Linked DNA regions of Homo sapiens: region 1 is linked to region 2. A link is a loop called in an ENCODE intact Hi-C map of the cell type or tissue named here. Cell type or tissue: sigmoid colon. All regions are shown on one strand. Each heading gives the region's core, and the rest is flanking DNA. Links, peaks and the distances in the headings are about the cores only.

Region 1 (11,092 bases), core at 1,578-9,577, 350 kb after region 2:
CAGTGGAAACCTTTGGAAATGGGGTGGAGGAAGTGGCAAATAGCACCTGCAACAACAATGTGCTGATCATGGTTAACCAGCTCCCCGGGTGGATGGAGACCAGTTTGTGTAGCATTGGCCAATTTCCATGGTGTAAATGTTCCCGTCCTCACCCATTTCAAGTTAGCAGCAAGTTTGAAGCTGGAAAGCAAGGCAGTGGTCCTAGCTTGGAGTCACGTGGTCGAAGCCTAGATCATGGAGAGAAATGACAGACACCTTTCCCAATAAAATTGCAACTTCTTGGCCAAGCACAGTGGCTCATGCCTGTAATCCCAGCACTCTGAGAGGCCAAGGCAGGAGGATCATATGAGTCTCGGAGTTTGAGACCAGCCTAGGCAACATAGTGAGACCCCATTCCTCCAAAAACATTTTTAAAACATAGCCAAGCATGGTGGCATGCACATGTAGTCTCAGCTACTCAAGACGCTGAGGTGCGGGGATTGCTGGGCATAGCAGTTTGAGGCTGCAATGAGCTGTGATCATACCCCTGCACTCCAGCCTGGGTGACAGAGTGAGACCCCATCTCTACAAAAACGTATTAGCTGAGCATGGTGGCACAGGCCTGTAGTTGCAGCTACTTGGGAGGCTGAGGTGGGAGGATCGCTTAAGCCCAGGAGTTCAAAGCTGCAGTGAGCCGTGATCCTGCCACTGCATGCCAGCCTAGGTGACAGAGTAAGAGAACCTGTCTCAAAAATATTTCAGCCTCTTGGTCCTGGGAACCTGATTCGTTTTCTGAGCCATTTGCCTTTGTTTCGTTGGACAGCCCCATTATGTCCTAAGCCCAGAGAAGAAATGAAGCAGCTCTTCTTTATGCCAAACCCTGGGGTGGGTGAAAAAGATCCTGAGTGCCAAGTGGGCCACCTGCCTGCTTGGGTATTTAGGAACATACAGCTGGACTGCCTGGTGCAAATCCTGGCTTTGCCTCTTGCTAAGGCTGTGATCACAGAATCAACTCTCTAGGATTCAATTTCCCCAAATGTAAAATGAGAATGACAGGAGACCCTATCTTGCAGGGTTATGATGAGGATGGAAGCAGTGTAGGGTGAAGAAGAGGGTGTCTGGAGGCCCTGGGAAGGTGGTTTAGACTCGGGGGGGGGCAGCCTGGATCCATGGGGCGCACCTTCAGGGGCCCCTCCCAGGGCTGTGGGGGGTGTGCAGGAGGCCATGTCCTCCCGCCCGGTGGTGAGCGCTAAGAGCGCCCAGTTATTCACCGGCAGCCACTCGGCATCCTGGAATCGGACAGTGGCACTGCCCGGGGCAGGGCCGGGCGCCCTGGTAACGGCTCCGCCCGCCCCTCCCCTCCCCTCCCGCCCGCCAGTGCCCAGCGCGCCGCCGCGGAAGGTGGAGGCGGAGGCGCTCAACGCCACGGCCATCCGCGTGCTGTGGCGCTCGCCCGCGCCCGGCCGGCAGCACGGCCAGATCCGCGGCTACCAGGTCCACTACGTGCGCATGGAGGGCGCCGAGGCCCGCGGGCCGCCGCGCATCAAGGACGTCATGCTGGCCGATGCCCAGGTGGGCGGGGGGCCGGGGCGGGGCCGGGGACGGGCTCCGGGCGGGGACGGGCCCTTGCGCTCCCCCCACCTCTGCTTCTCTTTCTCCATCTCTGGCCTCCCCCGCTCACCTTCCTCCTCTCTCCCCTGCCGCCTCCTCCCGCGCTCAGTGGGAGACGGATGACACGGCCGAATATGTAAGTAGCGCCCCTGGCCACCCACCTACTGCTGTGCGCTTCCCGCGGGCCGTGCTGTGCTGTGACTCCTGCACGCCCCTTATCATCAGTAGTAAAACGGTCTCCTCCTCTGGGCCCTCCCATGCGCCCCTCGCTCTCCCATTACCTCTTGGAGCGCCCAGCCTCGATGTTTGCACCAGGGAAATGGGATACTCGGACCACTGTGCGCCCCAGGGGGCAGACCCGAGGGTGGCTTGAGCAACAGGACCTGAGGGTCGTCCCTGAATCCTCTCACCCTGATGGCTCCTGCCATTGGTGGGGCTTAAGCCTCCTGGGTCCTTCTCCTGCCCGTAGTCATTTCTCCTGTGAGTATGTCTCCTCTCCTGTTGACCCAGCCCCACCCTTTACTGTCACTCAATTCAGCCCTGTCTGGCCTAGAAATGCCTCTCTCTGGATATGCTGTCGTCTTCATTCTGGCCCCCGGGTGATGAGAGGTGTCAGCGGGGCCAGAGTGGGGAAGGATGTCTGTGATAGCCTGGTTACAACCCCACAATGCTTTAAACCAGAGAGGAATTGCTGTGTGACTTGGGGCAAGTTGCTACCTCTCTCTGGACTACCTCTCTGCCCCTAAAACGGGAGTACCAGTCTCTGCTGAGAACCCCAGGTCTGACATTAAATTGGCACTGGTCCCTTGGCTGGGCGTGGTGGCTCATGCCTGTAGTCCCAGCACTTTGGGAGGTTGAGGCAGGTGGCTCACCTGAGGTCAGGAGTTCAAGACCAGCCTGGCCAACAGGGCAAAACCCCTTCTCTACTAATAATACGAAACAGCCTGGTGTGGTGGCAGGCACCTGTAATTCCAGCTACTCGGGAGGCTGAGGCAGGAGAATCGTTTGAACCTGGGAGGCAGAGGTTGCAGTGAGCCAAAATGGCACCACTGCGGTCCAGCCTGGTCAGCAGAGGGAGACCCTGTCTCTTTTTTTTTTTTTTTTCTCCAGACGGAGTCTCACACTATCGCCCGGGCTGGAGTACAGTGGCGCCATCTCGGCTCACTGCAACCTCCACCTCCTGGGTTCAAACAATTCTCCTGTCTCAGCCTCCCGAGTGGCTGGGATTACAGGCATGAGCCACTGGTCCTGGCTGATCCTGTCTCTAATAAACAAACAAACAGGCACTGGTCCCACATGCTCTGATGCCTCCCATCTCTCACCCACACTGGATCTAGAGGGAATGTTCCCACCTGGGCTTCAACTCTGCTCTTCTCGCAGAGACCCTGGGAGGGATGGACTGTGAGGCTCAGGGGTAGGAGACCCTGTTTGTGCATCCCCGTCACCCCTCCTTATCCCCTTGGCCTGGGTCTACCCCACAGTTCCCAGGCATGCCGGCCTGTGCTTGGGGGGGTGCGTGTGTGCTTGCAGACATGGGCACACATGATGCTGTGATCGTGTGCACAGGTGTTGTGCAAGTCCGCGTGCCCGGGAGTGTTCTGTGCTGTCATTCATTGGACGAGCACTCACTTATTGAGCACCTACTATGTGCTAGATGCTGAGGATGTGGTGGTGACAAGAGCCCCTCCTCCCTAACAGTCATACTCAGTGAGAGGGATGTTAATCGGAACAAAACACACATCGGCAGGGCATGGTGGCTCACGCCTGTAATCCCAGCACTTTGGGAGGCCAAGACGGGTGGATCAGCTGAAGTCAGGAGTTCGAGACCAACCTGACCAACATGGTGAAACCCTGTCTCTACTAAAAATACAAAACCAGGCGTGGTGGCGCATGCCTGTAATCCTAGCTACTCGGGAGGCTGAGGCAGGAGAATTGCTTGAACTAGGGAGGCAGAGGTTGCAGTGAGCTGAGACCATGCCATTGCACTCCAGCCTGGGCAACAAGAGCGAAACTCTATGTCCAAAAAAAAAAAAAAAAATTGTTACAGCTGTGGTGGGGATGGGGTTTAGACAGTGAAATAAACATTTAAAAATCAGCTCTCAGCCAGGCACAGTGGCTCACGCCTGTAATCCCAGCACTTTGGGAGGCAGAGGCAGGCGGATCACTTGAGCCCAAAGTTTAAGACCAGCCTGGGCAACATGGCAAGATCCCATCTCTACAAAAAATATAAACATCATTAGCCAGGCATGTGGTGGTGCACGTCTGTATTCCCAGCTACTTGGGAGGCTAAGGCGGGAGGATCACTTGAGCTCAGGAGGTCAAGGCTGCAGTGAGCTATGATTACACCCTGCACTCCAGCCTGGGCGACAGGGTGAGACCCTGTCTCAATAAGATAAAAGAGTAAAAATCAGCTCTCTGGGTGGGCAGGAGGGGGCAGTCCTGTTTTGTAGCATTGGACCGTTTCCATGGTGTAAATACTTCCCACCATGTCAATTTCAAGCTACCGGGGAGGTGCCCAGTAGCCCATAATCATGTATTCCTACTCTACAGATGCAATAGACAAGATGATCTCAAAGCAGTAACCATACAGATACCCACAGAGAACAGTAACCCTAGTGAAATAACTAGATTTGCTGTATTTATTGCCTTTGCTTTCAATATAACTTAGTTGATTGTAAGTTTATACAGTTTATTTATTTATTTTTGAGACAGTCTTGCTCTGTCACCCAGGCTGGAGTACAGTGCCACGATGTTGGCTCACTGCAACCTCCGCCTCCTGGGTTCAAGTGATCCTCCTGCCTCAGCCACCCCAGTAGCTGGGACTACAGGCATGTGCCACCACGCCTGGCTTTTTTGCTTTTTTTTTTTTTTTTTGGTATTTTTAGTAGAGACGAAGTTTCACCATGTTGGCCAGGCTGGTCTGGAACTCCTGACCTTAAGTGATCCTCCTGCCTTGGCCTCCCAAAGTGCTGGGATTACAGGCGTCAGCCACTGCGCCCAGCCTCGTACAGTTTAATTTTTAATAACAGCTCTGTTTCATAAGTGGCTCACAAAATTCCTGAAAATTTAACCAGCGGCTCTCATGAGTTGGTACCGGGCACCTCCAGCACACCAGTGGGTGTAGACAGGGGGGAAGGCCAGTGCCAAAGGGCCTGAGGCAGGCTGTGCCTGGTGCATTGGAGGAACAGCAAGGAGAGCCCTTTGTGAGCCACAGGGAAGACTTGGGCTTTGACCCCAAGAGAGGTGGGAGCCATGGAGGGCTGTGGGGAGAGCGGGGACGGACCCTGACTCCAGTGCTCACAGGCGCCCTCTGGCTGCTGTGGGGAGGACAGACTGTCGGGGGTGATGGCAAGGAGTGAGGGGAGCGGAGCAGAGAGGACCGAGTTGGTCCTGGCAAGCGACAATGGGCTCGTCCGGCTGGGTTGTTGCATGTACCCTCTGAGCATGGCCATGCCACGTGTCGTGGTCTCTGCATGAGCTCATGTGCACGTCTCCACCCCTGATCCGGGCCCTGCATCCTCCTTGCTTGTTCTCAGCACGGGGAGTGGGGGTGGGTGGGGCTGCTCCCAGCCCCAGCCGTCGTGCTGACCCCCAGCCGTGCCTGCAGGAGATGGTCATCACAAACTTGCAGCCTGAGACCGCGTACTCCATCACGGTAGCCGCCTACACCATGAAGGGCGATGGCGCTCGCAGCAAACCCAAGGTGGTTGTGACCAAGGGAGCAGGTATGCAACCCGCCCTCCTCCCACCCACCAACAGCCCCTTTGCCCCCACTGGCACCAGAGCGTGACTCCAGAGTCCTTGAGCTCACAAGGGCAGGCAGAGGGTGCACCAGGCAGCTGGAACAGTGAGACAAAGGTGTGAGGGCTGCTCAGGTGGGTGTCCAGGGCCCAGCTTGGCCCCCCCCGCCCCTGCCTCCTCCTTTGTCACTCACTTCCTGTCCCCCCGGCTCCCACCAGACAGAAACAGTTAACAGCCACCTCTGACCCCTTTGCCCTCTCAACCTTTACTTGGGCTGTTCCCTCTGCCAGGATACCCCTTCCCCTGCTGGCTGGCTCCTCTTCTGCCTTTAGGTCTCAGCTCAAGGTACACCTGGCCCTGGAAAGCCTTCCCTGATTGCCTCATCCCATAATCTTGATCCTTCTGGGCCCCCTAGTCTCCTGTGCTTCCCCCATCCAGGCTCTGGTCGCCCCGGCTAGGTTGTTATTTCAGGGTGGTGCACCTGTCTTCCCCTACTGCACCAGGAAGCCACCTTTCTCTTGGTGGCCCTGCCTCAGTTTCCCCTTCTAGCCCCTCCATTGTCCCTTCCATCGTCCCCAAGGGGCTGGCTTTTTTTTCCAGCCAAAATGGAGCTGAATTAAGAAAAAGAGGCTGCCGTGAAGATGTAAGGGGAGGGTACACCGGGCGGAGGGCACAGCCCAGAAAAAGACTTGGGGGGTGGGGCGTGGTGGTGGTGGTGGTGGGCGGAACAAGCTCGGGTGTTTCAGGAACAATCGACTGACTTCTGTGGCCTTCATCCCAGTCCCCACACCCACCCTCTCCTCGGGGACCCTTGTAGCCACACCACTGTGTACCCCACCTTTCAGGCCTCCCAGCTGGACACAGCCCCTGCCCTTGTCCACACTATTCCCTTCACGCACCTTGTCTGCGTCCTCCAGCATCCAGCTCTAACGCCACCTCCTCCAAGCAGCCTCCTGTGATCTCTCCCTCCCTTCTTCTAGCCAGCAGGGCACTTCCCTCCTCTCTCAGGGACATTGTATTAGAGCTGTGTTTGCTAAGCAGAAACCACTGCATACGCTGCTCTCCCCACCACCCTGGGTATTCATAGCAGTCCATTCAAGGCCCTGATAAGTCCTGCAGTAGAGAAGTCCATTTTCATGTATACAGCCCAGCTTTCCCCCTTCTTTGCCTGATCCCAGAACCTCTCTCGGCACATTGATTACTACCCAGGCTGTGCGAAACAAAGAGCAGGGGCGGATTTTGGATTTCTTTATGTCCCATGGGTATTGGTCAGGTGCCTGCATTGAGCAAGGGCCAAATCAACAAGGCAGGAGATGGTTGCCTTATTAATGGAAGGAGGAGGGGTTCTCTGAGTCCTCACTTCCTTGCTGTGCTTTATGCGCCCCTAGCCCAGTGCCGGCTCTACACCTTTGCATGGGCCGTTCCCTCTTCCTGGAGCACGATTCCCCCAGATCTTCTCGTGGTTCCCTCTCTTTCTTCTTTCAAGTCTTTGCTTCTTAAGTGAGGCTTTCTTGAGACCTACTTTTATTTTTAAGACGGAGTCTTGCTCTGTTGCCCGGGCTGGAGTGCAGTGGCACGATCTTGGCTCCCTGCAACCTCTGCCTCCTGGGTTCAAGTGATTTTCCTGCCACAGCCTCCTGAGTAGCTGGGATTACAGGCGTGCACCACCACCCCCGGCTCATTTTTGTATTTTTAGTAGAGACAGGGTTTCACCATGTTGGCCAGGCTGGTCTCGAACTCCTGACCTGAAATGATCTGCCCATCTCAGCCTCCCAAAGTGCTGGGATTACTTACAGATGTGAGCCACCACACCCAGCCTTGAGATCCACTTTTAAAAATCACAACCCCAGGCTGGGCACGGTGGCTCACACCTGTAATCCCAGCACTTTGGGAGGCTGAGGCGGGTGGATCACCTGAGGTCAGGAGTTCAAGACCAGCCTGGCCAATATGGCGAAACCCCATCTCTACTAAAAATACAAAATTACCCAGGCGTGGTGGTGTGTACCTGTAATCCCAGCTGCTCGGGAGGCTGAGGCAGGAGAATCCCTTGAACCCGGGAGGCAGAGCTTGTAGTGAGCCGAGATGGGGCTACTGCACTTCAGCCTGGGCAACAGAGCAAGATTCTGTCTCAAAAAAAAAAAAAAAAAAAATCACAACCGCAGCTGGGTGCAGTGGCCTTATAATCCTAGCACTTTGGGAGGCCGAGGCAGGAAGCTCACTTGAGCCCAGGAGTTCGAGGCTGCAGTGAGCCGTGATCTCACCATTGCACTCCAGGCTGGGCAACAGAGTAAGACCCCCCCCAACTCAAAAAAATGTTATATTGAAGGAAAAGAATTAAAAATACAACCCCACCTTGTGCCTCTGGGCTGGCGGATGGCGCTGGGACCCTGACACCTGCCCCGTATCCCCGCAGTGCTGGGCCGCCCAACCCTGTCGGTGCAGCAGACCCCCGAGGGCAGCCTGCTGGCACGCTGGGAGCCCCCGGCTGGCACCGCGGAGGACCAGGTGCTGGGCTACCGCCTGCAGTTTGGCCGTGAGGACTCGACGCCCCTGGCCACCCTGGAGTTCCCGCCCTCCGAGGACCGCTACACGGCATCAGGCGTGCACAAGGGGGCCACGTATGTGTTCCGGCTTGCGGCCCGGAGCCGCGGCGGCCTGGGCGAGGAGGCAGCCGAGGTCCTGAGCATCCCGGAGGACACGCCCCGTGGCCACCCGCAGATTCTGGAGGCGGCCGGCAACGCCTCGGCCGGGACCGTCCTTCTCCGCTGGCTGCCACCCGTGCCCGCCGAGCGCAACGGGGCCATCGTCAAATACACGGTGGCCGTGCGGGAGGCCGGTGCCCTGGGCCCTGCCCGAGAGACTGAGCTGCCGGCAGCGGCTGAGCCGGGCGCGGAGAACGCGCTCACGCTGCAGGGCCTGAAGCCCGACACGGCCTATGACCTCCAAGTGCGAGCCCACACGCGCCGGGGCCCTGGCCCCTTCAGCCCCCCCGTCCGCTACCGGACGTTCCTGCGGGACCAAGGTAGGCGCGCGGCGACCCCTGCACCAGAGCCGGACCGGGCCTTGCGCCCACCCCCACCCCAGCCCCCTCCCTCTCCCCTGCCCAGGTAAGTGCTCACTTTTCTGCTTCCTCGTGGTCACTCAAGGCAAGTCCGGACCCCGAGGCTCCGGCGTTGGCAAAGGTGGGACGTGCCTCGGTGGCACCACCGCCCCCCACCACTGCCCCCTCCCCTTGCTCCCCTCCCCCCTCTTCCTCCTCCTCCACCTTCTTTCTGCAGCCTCTGCACCCGTGCCGTCTCCCGAAGCAGGGACTTGGGACAGGACAGGGCAGGGCCGGGCCAGGGCCAGGCAGGAAGGCCGTGGGCATGGGCACAGCGGACGACAGGGAGCGCCTGGGCCGCCCCACCCCACCCCGCTTCACGCCACCCAGTGCCAGGCACTCATGGGGCCTCTCTTCTGCTCTCTCCCTGCTCGGCCGCCTCCCCGGCAGTCTCGCCCAAGAACTTCAAGGTGAAAATGATCATGAAGACATCAGTTCTGCTCAGCTGGGAGTTCCCTGACAACTACAACTCACCCACACCCTACAAGGTGCGACTGCCCAGCCAGCAGGCAGGCAGGCAGGCAGGGTCAGGGGTTGTAGTTCAGCAGGGCTTAAGGCTCAGTTTGGAGTTGGTGTGAAGTGAGGGATCAGGGCTCAGTCAGAGATGGGTCTCAGCTAGGATTGAGGCTTAGTCAATACTGGGAATCAGACTTGGGGCCCAGCCTAGGATTGGAGATCAGCTGGAACTGAGGTTCAGTCAATATTGGGGATCAATGTTGGGCTCAGCCTTGGATTGTGGCTTAGCTGGGATTGAGGTTCAGTCTGGGATTAAGATTTAGTCCATATTGGAAATCAGAGTTGGGGCTCAGCCTTAGATCATGGCTTAGCTGGGACTGAGGCATAATCAGGATTGGGACTCAGAGTTGGTACTTAGCCTGAGGTCAGAGTTTAGTCTGGAGTTGGTGCCAAGTCTGGGATCGGGGGTCAGCCTGGGATTGAGGTTCAGTCTGAGATCAGGAATCAGTCTAGGATCAGGTCTCAGAGGTGGGTTTCCACCTAGGGTCAGCGCTCAGCTGGAATTCAGGATCAGTCTGGGTTCAGGGTTCAGTGGGATTGGGGCTCAGTCGGGACTGGGAATTCAGCATGGGATCAGGGCTCAGTCAAAGTGGGCTTCTACCTAGGATCAGGACTCAGCTGGAATTTAGGCACAGTCTGGGGTCAGGGTTCAGTGAGGTTGGGGCTCAGTCAGAGTTGGGGACTCAGCCTGGGATCAGGGATCAGTCAGTGTTAGATTTCTGCCTAGGGCAGGATTCAGTGGGATCAGGGCTCAGTCAGGGTGGGGGACTCATCCTGGAGCTGGGGCTCAGTCCATGGGCATGAGCCCACCAGGCCCTGCTGAGCTAGCCCTGGTCCGCAGATCCAGTACAATGGGCTCACACTGGATGTGGATGGCCGTACCACCAAGAAGCTCATCACGCACCTCAAGCCCCACACCTTCTACAACTTTGTGCTGACCAATCGCGGCAGCAGCCTGGGCGGCCTCCAGCAGACGGTCACCGCCTGGACTGCCTTCAACCTGCTCAACGGCAAGCCCAGCGTCGCCCCCAAGCCTGATGCTGACGGCTTCATCATGGTGTATCTTCCTGACGGCCAGAGCCCCGTGCCTGTCCAGTATGCTCACCCCCATGCTCCGGGTTCCTTGTCACCCCCATCAGCCTACTATATGGCTGGGGCAAGCCACGTGCCCTCTCTGTGCCTCAATTTCCTTGCCTATGAAACACAGACCCTATCAGCCCTAGTTCATGGGGTCATCCAAGATTCAATGCTTCTCATGGGTCATTGTCACTAAATGTGTCCTGTGTCTGCTCTTCTAGCATTTCCTGATACCCCATATGCCTGACCCTCCACTGGGTATTACTAGGGCCCCTGAAAGGATTTGGTTCTGGGCTTCCCAACTAGTGGGGAGGCAAAGCTGAGAGTCCCCAGTGGGGAGAGGAGCACTCTGCCTCAGAGGCAGAGAAGATTTAAGGGCTACAAGGTTATGTGGGCATTGAAGCTGGAGCTTTGAAGGATGTATAGGAGTTTAACAATGAGCATTACATGAAGTAAGCCTTCTACGCAGAAAGTACAGCATCATCCAAGGCCTGGAGGCCTGAGTCAGCAACTGTGGCGTTTGTGGATGGGGCATAGGGGAATAGGCTCATTGTATGAACAGAAGGGAAGACTCAGAGAAACGGCTTCCCCCGTTTGCCCCCATGAAGCATCCCTTGGTCATCCCTATCGACAGCCCCTCTGACTCTTTCCCATCTCCCTACAGGAGCTATTTCATTGTGATGGTGCCACTGCGCAAGTCTCGTGGAGGCCAATTCCTGACCCCGCTGGGTAGCCCAGAGGACATGGATCTGGAAGAGGTGAGGGCCTGGGGCCCAACCCGCAGGGCCCAGATGCATTCCAGTTTTCACGTGCTCTGTTGCTCCCAGCTGAGCTCTGAGCCACCCATGACTCTGTTCCCGCAGCTCATCCAGGACATCTCACGGCTACAGAGGCGCAGCCTGCGGCACTCGCGTCAGCTGGAGGTGCCCCGGCCCTATATTGCAGCTCGCTTCTCTGTGCTGCCACCCACGTTCCATCCCGGCGACCAGAAGCAGTATGGCGGCTTCGATAACCGGGGCCTGGAGCCCGGCCACCGCTATGTCCTCTTCGTGCTTGCCGTGCTTCAGA
Region 2 (11,092 bases), core at 1,455-9,454:
AATCCCAGCTACTCGAGAGGCTGAGGCAGGAGACTTCTTGAACCCTGGGGGGCGGAGGTTGCAGTGAGCCGAGATCGCGCCACTTCACTCTAGTCCCGGGTGAAAGAGCGAAACTCCATCTCAAAAAAAAAAAAAAAAGAAAGAAAAAGTAGAATTAAGACCTTACGAAATGTCTCCACAGCTACAAAATGTGTCAACTTCACCAATTGCTAAATTTTGTATTCATAAAGATTTCATTACATTTCAAAACAGCTCCTAGGTTAGATTTTCTTATTCCCAAGGAACTCCCAAGCCTCCACGATGATTGCCAGTCTCAAATTGCATGCATGACTCCTAGTCACATAATTTCAAAGGCAAAGTTAGAACAGGGCCTTTTGATTCCAAAAAAACCCAACAACCATAAAGTCGACGTTTAACGGGGATGCCGTGCCTTTTAACAGGTTTGCCGGATTGAGGGGCAGGGCTTCCTTGAGTCCCAGTGACCCACGGGAGAGGTGAGGCTGTTCCTACCTGGTCATACGATGGTGACAAATCAGGGTTCGGATTCTGCTCTCACTGCTGGGTGGGTTCAGACCTCAGCCCTTCAGCCATTTCTTTGGTCAGCTGGGTGGACTAGGAGAGCTTTTCTCTTTGTTTTTTGAGATGAAGCCGTGCCGTGTTGCCCAGGCTGGAGTGCAGTGGCACAATCTTGGCTCACTGCAACCTCCGCTTCCCGGGTTCAAGCGATTCTCCTGCTTCAGCCTCCCAAGTAGCTGGGATTACAGGTACCTGCCACCATGCCTGGCTAGTTTTTGTATTTTTAGTAGAGATGGGGTTTCCCCATGTTGGCCAAGCTGGTCTCAAACTCGTGGCCTCGGGTGATTCTCCTGCCTTGGCTTCCCAAAGTGCTGGGATGACAGGCATGAGCCACCACACCCAGCCACGAATTCCTTCACCTTAATCACATCTGCAAGGTCCCTTTGTCTTGGAGACCAATGTGTTCATAGGTCCCAGGGATTAGGACGTGGGCATCCTTGTCCGTCACCCTGGTGTACAACAGAATCCACTTTGGGAAGCACCTGATGTGCTTACCAGTCAAGCAAGTTAGACATCTCTAGTCCCCCTGGCCAGCCACCAATTTATATGAGGACACCTACGGACGCCACACAACATCACCAAACCCAGACATAGCCCAGTGCAGCTCCCTGGGAAACTGGAGTCAATTCCTGGGAAAGTCAAGCGCAGAAGAAGGTTCTGAGCCCGAGGGAGGCTGAGACCCGCCCAGAGGTAGCGAGCCATGGAGCTGAGGCTGCAGCCCGAGGTCCCTTCTCCTCAGCCTCCCCGGTTGTCAGGGCACCCCGTGCCGCGGTCACACGGTGGTGAAGGGATAGGTGTTTGGGGCACCAGTGAGCAAGCTGCGTACGTGAGTGTGTACATAATTTTGCACATGCGCTTGGCCTTTAGAGTTGACCCCAAGGATAACTCTACATGTCCTACAGTGCTTCCAGAGACAGCAATACTGGGCCAGAAACTGCCCCTAAATTACTCCCGGGAGCACCAAGAGCCGCTTCTCCGTACTCCTCAAATCCTCGTGAGATGCAGCTGCCCTGTGTTTGCCTCCACCTGCAAATATTGACACAGCAGCTGCCGGGTTCAGTGGAGCATAAGGTACTGAGGACCCGAGACATTGCCCTCCTGGGAGAGCTTCCTGGGTGGTCTGTGAACCAGGGCCCGGTGGCTCATGCCTGTAATCCCAGCACTTTGGGAGGCTGAGGTGGGAGGATCACTGGAGCCCAGGAGTTTGAGAGCAGTGTGGGTAATGTAGCAAGACCCCATCTGTACAAAAAAATAAAATTGGCTGGGCTGCTGGTGTACACCTGTAGTCCCAGCTACCCACGAGGCTGAGGAGGGAGGATCACTTGGGCTCAGGAGGCAGAGGCTGCAGTGAGCTGTGATCACACCACTGCACTCCAGCCTGGGCGACAGGGCTGTCTCAAAAAAGAACAGCGTGGCACTGGCTGTGACTGAGGAGACCAGCCACACATGCCCAGCCCCTTCAAATTCTGCCCCCTGCAAGAGGTCTCCTCTGACCACTGGATCAGCAGCGCCTCATCACCCTCTGCCTTGTCACACCTGCCTGTCCTCGTGGCTCTGACCACTCGCTAAAGCATTGTTTATTGTCGGCACTCTCCACCACATAAGCATCGTTGGGGCAGGCATCTGCATCTCCCCAGTGCACAGCCTTTTAAAATACAGGTTTTGGCCGGGCGCGGTGGCTCATGCCTGTAATCCCAGCACTTTGGGAGGGTGAGGCGGGTGGATCACCTGAGCTCAGGAGTTTGAGACCAGCCTGGCCAACATGGTGAAACCCCGTCTGTACTAAAAACACAAAAATTAGCCGGGTGTGGTGGTAGGCACCTGTAGTCCCAGCTACTCAGGAGACTGAGACAGGAGAATCGCCTGAACACAGAGATGGAGGGTGCAGTGAGCTGAGGTCGCACCACTGCACTCCAGCCTGTGTGACAGAGCGAGACTCCATAAAAAAAAAAAAAAAAAGCAGGTTTTGGCCGGGCACGGTAGCTCACGCCAGTAGTCCCCGCACTTTGGGAGGGTGAGGTGGGCAGATCACCTGAGGTCAGGAGTTCGAGACCAGCCTGGCCAACATGGTGAAACCCCATCTCTACTAAAAATATGAAAATTAGCTGGGCATGGTGGCGCATGCCTGTAATCCCAGCTACTAAGGAGGCTGAGGCAGGAGAATCGCTTGAACCTGGGAGGCGGAGGTTGCAGTGAGTCAAGATCGCACCACTGCACTCCAGCCTGGGAGACAGAATGAGACTCCATCTCAAAAAAATAAAAAAGTGCTTTATGCAATATCTGGCATACAGTAGGTGCATAGCAAGTGGTTGTGGTTCTTTGAATTTTTTTAGCAAGAGACAGGTCTAAACCAGGGCTTCCCACTCCTTGCCCAACAGAAATCCCTCCCCTCTGCCCTTTAAGAAATTAAGTGTGGCCCATAGACTTAGGGAAGGGGAATCGCTGGGCTCGATTTCTACTGCAGCTGTAATCTATAATGTTGCATTACAGTTTTTAAAACAAGAGGCCCCTCTTTGGCCTCTCAAATGCTGCACGCTGTGGAGTTAAGTGCTGGAAGCCACTGATGGTGTCTCTCGGCTTCTTCCAGTCTTGGAATCATAGCCACCTCGTGCCAACGAGCTGTGAAACTACTGGGGTGCCCCGTGTACCCAGCCACAGAAAACGCATATCAGGCCTCGCGGGGAGCTCGTAAAAGGCACTGAAGCTTCCCCTGCGTGTATGCTGCCGGCCACAGCAGACCAAATATTTACAGACTCAGCTGAAATGAAACCCAGCAGGGTGGATCTCACAGGTGGTCCGGGAAAGGTCCCCATTGCTGGGGAAACAGTGCACAGAGCAGGAAGGAAACCCACTTGGCCAAGGCCCCCTGCCAAGCAAGTCAAGATGAAATCCAGGCTCAAGAGCTGGGCTCTGAGTCCTTTGTTTTCTTGCTTATTTAGCTTAGCAAATGCTTCTTGGGTACTTACTGCGAGCAGGGCTCCATGGCAGAGATGCAGCCATGACTGAGACAAGCCTGCAGGTTCCTGTTGTCTGGGGGTGGAATGAGACTGGCTTCTTGGAGGAGGGGACTGGACAGACCTAAGCCATGAGGAGTGAAGGAGCCCCAGAAGGGCTTTCCAGAAGAAGAAACAGGGTGTGCAGAAGCCCCCAGGAAGGAAAGGACACGCCTCCCACCCTTTTTTTTGTTTTTCGGAGCGATGGGATCTTGCTCTGTTGCCCAGGCTGGAGTACAACGGCGCGATCATAGCTCACTGCAACCTTGAGCTCCTGGAAGTAATCCTCATGCCCCAGCCTCCTGAGCAGCTGGGACTCCAGGCATGAGCCATGCACCTGGCCTAGCACCTTTGAGCAACAGAGCAGGCAGGAACATGGGGACCTGGGGCCGCAGTGGCTGATCAGGGATGGGACCACCAGCCTGTAGGGTTTCTTCTTCTTGAGAAGAAGAGAGCCAGCCCTCCTCGAAGGGTTTGAGGGTAACACTCAAATGTCTCTCTTCAGGCCTTTCCTTGCTTGAGATCCAAATCCTCACTGTCCCCGTGTCCCCGGTCTCCCCATGCCATGACCACTTTCACCTCCAGGAAGCTAGAACCAGCCAGCCCTGGGGAAGGAGGGGCGAGCCACACTGGACTCAGGGCCCTGGCTCTGTTTGGACAAAGACACAGCAGGGGGGGCCACAAGCCGCCTCCAGTTTTGGGATCCCTGCTCCAAAGACCAGAACATAGGAGCAAGCAGGCTGGCAGAACTGGTGGGCACAGCTGGGCATGGTGCCTCACACCTGTACTCCAAGCACTTTGGGAGGCCGAGGCAGGCAGATCACTTGAGACCAGCCTGGTCAACATGGTGAAACTCCATCTCTACTAAAAACACAAAAATTAGCCAGGTGTGGTGGTGCACGCCTGTAATCCCAGCTACTCGGGAGGCTGAGGCAGGAGAATCACTTGAATCTGGGAGGTGGAAGTTACAGTGAGCTGAGATCACACCACTGCACTCCAGTCTGGGCAACAGAGCGAGACTCTGTATTAAAAAATAGATATAATTAGCCAGGCACGGTGGCTCATGTCTGTAATCCCAGCACTTTGGGAGGCTGAGGTGGGTGGATCACCTGAGGTCAGGAGTTCGAGATCAGCCTGGTCAACATGGCAAAACCTTGTCTCTACTAGAAATACAAAAATTAGCAGGGCATGGTGGCGCATGCCTGTAATCCCAGCTACTCGGGAGGCTGAGGCAGGAGAATCTCTTGAACCTGGGAGGTGGAGGTTGCAGTGAGCTGATGTTGCACCACTGCACTCCAGCCTGGGCGACAGAGTGAGAGTCCGTTGGGTATCACACCCCCACTCACTCAGCCCCTGGCTGAGTCATAGCAGGTGGACACTCATGGGGACCAAGACGCCGTTGAGGGACGGGACCCAAGAGATGCGGCTATAAGTGGGGTGTGCTGGGTCACTGGAGATGCCTGGCTTGCTTATTGACGAAGCCTCAGGCTCTGGAGGTGGGGGAAGCCGTGGGGGAGGGAAGGGGAGAAAAAAGAGGGATGGAGAGATAAAGACACCGAGACACAGAAAAAGAGAGATTCAGGGAGAAGAGAGACAGAGACTGAGACACAGAGTGAAACAGACGCACACACACAGGGACGCAAATAGACAAAAGCAGAAACAGATGAACCCAGGACCTGCACAGATGTGGATCTGCACTTGGGGCAGCCGGGCCCTCTACTCCATGTGCCCACTAGGTGGCGCCCAAGAGCCACGCTCTGCAACGCAGCCGACCCGGTTGGGCCCCTCCTGCCGCGGAAGCCCCCATCTCTCTGCCCGCCCAGCGTTTCCCCCACGGGCCCAACACCACCTTTGTGGGAGGCCCTGGAGGCGCAGGTGGAGGCTGGAATGGGGGCTTCCTCAAGGGTCGAGGGTCTCCAGAGCCTCCCAACCCGGCCCCCGGTAGGCGAAGGCCCTGGTTGTGTCTGTGCTTCTCTTAGAGTGAGTTTGTATTGGTCTCAGGAGTGGACGTGCCTGCTTCTGTCTTGGGGTGTGGATCTGGTGAATCTCCGTGTGTGAGGCTTAAGGCCGTGTGTCTCTCTGTGTGCATCTGTGTTTGTCATGGGGCGTGTGTCCGTGTGTGTCTGTGTTTGCTCTGGGGGGCATGTGTCTCTGCGCATGTGACTACGTGTCTCATTTTTCTCTTGCTACATATCATGGCTGTATTTGCCTTGGGTGTGTCTGTGTCTCTGTGTGACTGACTTCTCCTCATGCTGTGTACATTTTGGTGTATCCGGGCTGGCGAGTGACTTGATGTGTGCCTCATGTCTCCGCCCCCCTTGGAAAGCTGCCTCTCCCGCCCCTGCTCACCTTTCCTGGCGGCTCTGTATAGAGTCACCAAAGAATTCAAGAACTGAAATATTTATGAAGTGCTTCCTGGGGTCCCCTGGAGAGACAGGAGCGACTGTTCATGGAGCTGTGTGTCTGTGGGTCTGACCAAACGAGATTTAGATCCTGCTCAAACTAAGCACCTACTATGTGCCAGGCCTTGGCTCGGGTACTGCCTTCATGCTATGCATTCAGTTTCCTCATCTGTAAAATGGGCCTGATATTCGGCCGGGCGCGGTGGCTCATGCCTGTAATCCCAGCACTTTGGGAGGCCGAGGCGGGCGGATCACAAGGTCAGGAGATCGAGATCATCCTGGCTAATACGGTGAAACCCCGTCTCTACTAAAAATACAAAAAATTAGGGCCGGGCGCGGTGGCTCACGCCTATAATCCCAGCACTCTGGGAGGCCGAGGCGGGCGGATCACGAGGTCAGGAGATCGAGACCATCCTGGCTAACACGGTGAAACCCTGTCTCTGCTAAAAGTACAAAAAATTAGGGCCAGGCGCGGTAGCTCACGCCTGTAATCTCAGCACTCTGGGAGGCCAAGGCAGGCAGATCACGAGGTCAGGAGATTGAGACCATCCTGGCTAACATGGTGAAACCCCGTCTCTGCTAAAAAAAAATAGCTGGGCGTGGTGGCGGGCGCCTGTAGTCCCAGCTACTTGGGGGGCTGAGGCAGGAGAATGGCCTGAACCCGGGAGGCGGAGCCTGCAGCGAGCCGAGATCGCGCCACTGCACTCCAGCCTGGGCAACAGAGTGAGACTCTGTCTCAAAAAACAAAACAAAACAAAATAAATTATAAAAAAAAAAAAAAAATGGGTGAAATTCCACCATGGCGTACCGTGGCCAGGGCCAGAAAGTGCAGAAGGTTATGGTGCAGCCCATCAGCCTCATCTTCAGATACTTACAAAATAGATCGCGGATTCAGGTGTGGCTCTATGAGCAAGTGAATATGCGGATAGAAGGCTGTATCATTGGTTTTGATGAGTATATGAACCTTGTATTAGATGATGCAGAAGAGATTCATTCTAAAACAAAGTCAAGAAAACAACTGGGTCGGATCATGCTAAAAGGAGGTAATATTACTCTGCTGCAAAGTGTCTCCAACTAGAAATGATCAATGAAGTGAGAAATTGTTGAGAAGGATACAGTTTGTTTTTAGATGTCCTTTGTCCAATGTGAAGATTTATTCATATTGTTTTGATTACCGTTGTGTTACTACAAGATGGCAATAAATACTATGGGATTGTTTGTGTTAAAAAAAATGGGCTTGATATTAGCATCTATCTCATAGCATTGCTATGAGGTGAGTTGAGGTTTATAAAACCTTGAACACTCCTGGAGCATGCTAAAGACTCAATGTGATAAATTATCTCAGGCTGGGTGTGATGGCTCACGCCTGGAATCCCAGCACTTTGAGAGGCCAAGGTGGGCAGATTAGTTTTGAGCCCAGGAGTTCGAGACCAGTCTGGGCAACATGGCAAAACCCTGTCTCTACAAAATAATAATTATAATAATAATAACAATAACAACAATAATAATAATAATACAATAATTAGCCACGCGGGATGGTGTGCACCTATAGTCCCAGCTACTCGGGAGGCTGAGGTGGGAGGATCACTTGAGCCCAGGAGGCGGAGGTTGCAGTGAGCTGAGATCACGCCGCTCTGCTCCAGCCTGGGTGACACAGAGCCAGACCTTCCCTCAAAGAAAAAAAAAAAAAAGGAAAAATCACCTCATTTAATTCTAATAACTACAAGCACATCTATTAACCTATGGGTCAGTGGGGAGCCCCTGAGAATTCTTCACTCACTGCTAAGAACTTGAGGGTTGTCAAAAAGGCCTAAATAGATTGGATGCTTGGACGTCTGTCTGCATAAAAACTTTCCTTTTAGCTCAGCTCAGCGGTTCTCAAACTTCAGAAAACTGAGTAGACGGGATCATGCTGGGTATAAAAATCAGGGGCATGAGTTGTTTCAGACATTGGGAACTCAGCGGTGAATAGAACAGACAAAATAGCCGTTGGGGAGTTTCTGTTCTGATGGGGAAAAGATAATAAATGAGGTTGTCACTCAACAAATGTGAGTCATTATGGTTATTTTCCATCAAAGACTTTCAATATACTTTGCCATTTCGCCCTCCAGAAAGATGGGACTTGGTACTAACTTATCCCAGCAATGTATGCAAGTGCTCACTGCCTTGTACCTTCACAAAAACTATTATTGGATCTTTTTGTCAAATATTAGAGTGGTGAAATTCTTTTTTTTTTTTTGAGACGGAGTTCACTCTTGTTGCCCAGGCTGGAGTGCAATGGCACAATCTCGGCTCACCGCAACCTCCACCTCCCAGGTTCAAGCACTTCTCTTGCCTCAGCCTCCCGAGTAGGTGGGATTACAGGCATGCGCCACCATGCCCGGCTAATTTTGTATTTTTAGTAGAGACAGGGTTTCTCCATATTGGTCAGGTTGGTCTCGAACTCCCGACCTCAGGTGATCCACCCGTCTCAGCCTCCCAAAGTGCTGGGATTACAGGCATGAGCCACCGTGCCCAGCAGTGAAATTCTTTTTTCAAGTCTTTTACAATTTCCCACCTATGTCTTTTGTGTGTCCAAAGTGTATGCACGTTCTTTGCACATGTTGCTTTATTTTTATTGATTTCTAACAACTCTTTATATATGAGGAATGCTACTTTGTTTAAACATGTTGGTGGCAGATAGCCTTTGTTTCTAATAGAATGAGGCTAGAAAAACACAACTTGCCAATAGGGACCACCATAAACCTTCATTTGCCCAACAAACATCCTGCGTGTGAATCAATCAATCCCTTCCTTCCTTCCTTCCTTCCTTCCTTCCTTCCTTCCTTCCTTCCTTCCCTCCCTCCCTCCCTCCTTCCTTTCTTTTCTCCCTCCCTCCTTCTTTCCTTCCTCTCCTCCCTTCCTCCCCCCTCTCTTCCTTCCTTCCTTTAGATGGAGTTTTGCTCTTGTCGCCCAGGCTGGAGTGCAGTGGTACAATCTTGGCTCACTGCAACCTGCGCCTCCTAGGTTCAAGTGATTCTCCTGCCTTAGCCTCCAGAGTAGCTGGGATTACAGGCACCCGCCACCACAACCGGGATTACAGGTGTGTGCCTGTAGTCCCAGCTACTCAGGAGGCTGAGGTGGGAGGATCGCTTGAGCCTGGGAGGTTGAGGCTGCAGTGAGCCATGGTCATGCCACTGTACTCCAGCCTGGGCAACAGAGTAAGATCCTGTTTCATAAAGTAAAATAAGATAAAATAAAATAATAGCATAGGCCAGCCGGGCACAGTGGCTCAATGCCTGTAATTCCAGCACTTTGGGAGGCCGAGGCGGGTGGATCACGAGATCAGGAGATCAAGACCATCCTGGCCAACATGGTGAAACCCCGTCTCTACTAAAAATACAAAAAATTAGCTGGGCATGGTGGCGGGCGCCTGTAGTCCCAGCTACTCGGGAGGCTGAGGCAGGACAATGGCGTGAACCCGGGAGGCGGAGCTTGCAGTGAGCCAAGATCGTGCCACTGTACTCCAGCCTGGGCAACAGAGCAAGACTCTGTCTCAAAAAAATAAATAAATAAATAAAAATAAATAATAATAATAATATAGGCCAGAATGCCTGTTCATCAGAGGCTGGGCAGCAGGGAGAAGTGTGGGTTGGGGGGGGCTGCATATTCCACCAATCCTGTAGGCAAATAGGGAAGGAGGGTGGGTGCCAGGCCCACTTGCCCCCATCTGTAACATATCCACTGCCCTTAGCATTGCCACATTCTGGAATTATAGATACTTTGCCTCTTGTAATGTAGAAGAGATTTCTTTCTTTCTTTTTTTTTTTTTTTTTCGAGAGAGGGTCTTGCTCTGTTGCCCAGGCTGGAGTGCAGTGGTGCAATCATAGCTCACTGCAGCCTCCAACTCCTGGTCTCAGGTGATCCACTTGCCTCAGTCTCCTGAGTAGCTGGGACTACGGGGGCGCACACCACCACGCCCAGCTAATTTTAAAATTCTGGCCGGGCATGGTGGCTCATACCTGTAATCCCAGCACTTTGGGAGACTGAGGCAGGCGGATCACTTAAGATCAGGAGTTCGAGACCAGCCTGGCTAACATGGTGAAACCCCGTGTCTACTAAAAATATAAAAATTAGCCTGGCGTGGTGGCGCATGCCTCTAACCTCAGCTACTCAGGAGGCAGGAGAATCGCTTGAACCTGGGAGGTGGAGGTTGCAGTGAGCTGAGTTCGTGCCTAGGTGAAAAGACACTCCAGCCTACGTGAAAGAGTGAGACTCCGTCTCAAAAAAAAAAAAAAAAATTGTAGAGTCAGGGCCTTGCTATGTGGCTTAGGCTAGTCTTAAAATCCTGGCCTCAAGCGATCCTCCTGCCTCGGCCTCCCAAAGTGCTGGGATTACAGGCAAGAGCCACCATGCCCGGACTCTGGCCCATTTTAAAAAGCCTATTCCTCTTGCTTCCTGCTGAACTTTATTAAAACTTACTACTGCAGCTTTTTCTCCCCTAAGACAGCCAGAGGGGATGTATGGTGATTACCGCTCAGAGCCCCCACCCACCCACTAGAGAGCTCTGAGATTCCACATTGTTCAGGAGGACTGAACACCAGCTGTTCTAAGATCCTAAGTGTCTACATGTTCAGTGATCCCACGATTCTGAGCCTCCAGACTCCAGAGCTCAGGGATTCTCTGAGCTCATCACTGTCTGCCTGGGTCTTCCATAATTGCCCGCAACAGATAATACAGTGTCTCGAGGCAAAAACCATGATCCCTCTAATCCACAGACCCAGGCACAGGGGCCGGTCGCCCACAGCCACCGAGCTTTTCCTAACAGCTTAATGAGAAAGTCAGAATTAACTGGAAGTGGCACCTAGCACTCCCAGGGCTCAGCGTGGCCTCCCCGTGTTAAAGCCGAGTGTCCCCAGGCCTCCCTTTGACCTTCTTGGACACCAGCAATTATGATGGGCGAGGCCTGGAATTCAGCCTGAATAGGGAAGTGGCTGGGGCCATGGTGACCTAGTTCTTCAGGTTAAGCCAGCCCGCCCACCTTCCCCGGAGAGTGACCAGCCCAGCCTGGGTTCTCATTCTGCCACTACTCCTCTCCGGGCCTCAGTTTCCCTCCTTTGTTCAAGGAGGTCAGGGATCATG

Evidence for each region. Peaks named below come from ENCODE experiments on the same cell type or tissue, not always from the same donor. Only the 100,000 strongest peaks of a DNase experiment are listed, where the experiment ranks them.
Region 1: it touches region 2 in a loop (2.7-fold over the local background); 5 of 110 quality-filtered maps call a loop at or near these places.

What each region holds. Positions count from the first base shown.
Region 1 is chr19:5,219,950-5,231,041 of GRCh38, reverse strand. PTPRS (protein tyrosine phosphatase receptor type S) reads left to right here. Exons shown (of 38, transcript NM_002850.4): 15 at 1,358-1,551; 16 at 1,700-1,726; 17 at 5,198-5,315; 18 at 7,745-8,353; 19 at 8,822-8,919; 20 at 9,789-10,042; 21 at 10,689-10,782; 22 at 10,888-11,092. Among named protein-coding and RNA genes, the nearest start is that of PTPRS-AS1, 48 kb to the right of the region's middle. RefSeq lists enhancers at 4,492-5,110, 5,111-5,730. In sigmoid colon, for the core only: a CTCF peak has its summit at 4,933; no DNase peak of the experiment used is centred there; H3K4me3 peaks cover 183 bases.
Region 2 is chr19:5,572,617-5,583,708 of GRCh38, reverse strand. It overlaps the pseudogene SNRPEP4. Among named protein-coding and RNA genes, the nearest start is that of TINCR, 10 kb to the right of the region's middle. In sigmoid colon, for the core only: CTCF peaks have their summits at 5,102 and 5,302 (motif pointing right); a DNase peak (open chromatin) is centred at 5,329; H3K27ac peaks cover 157 bases.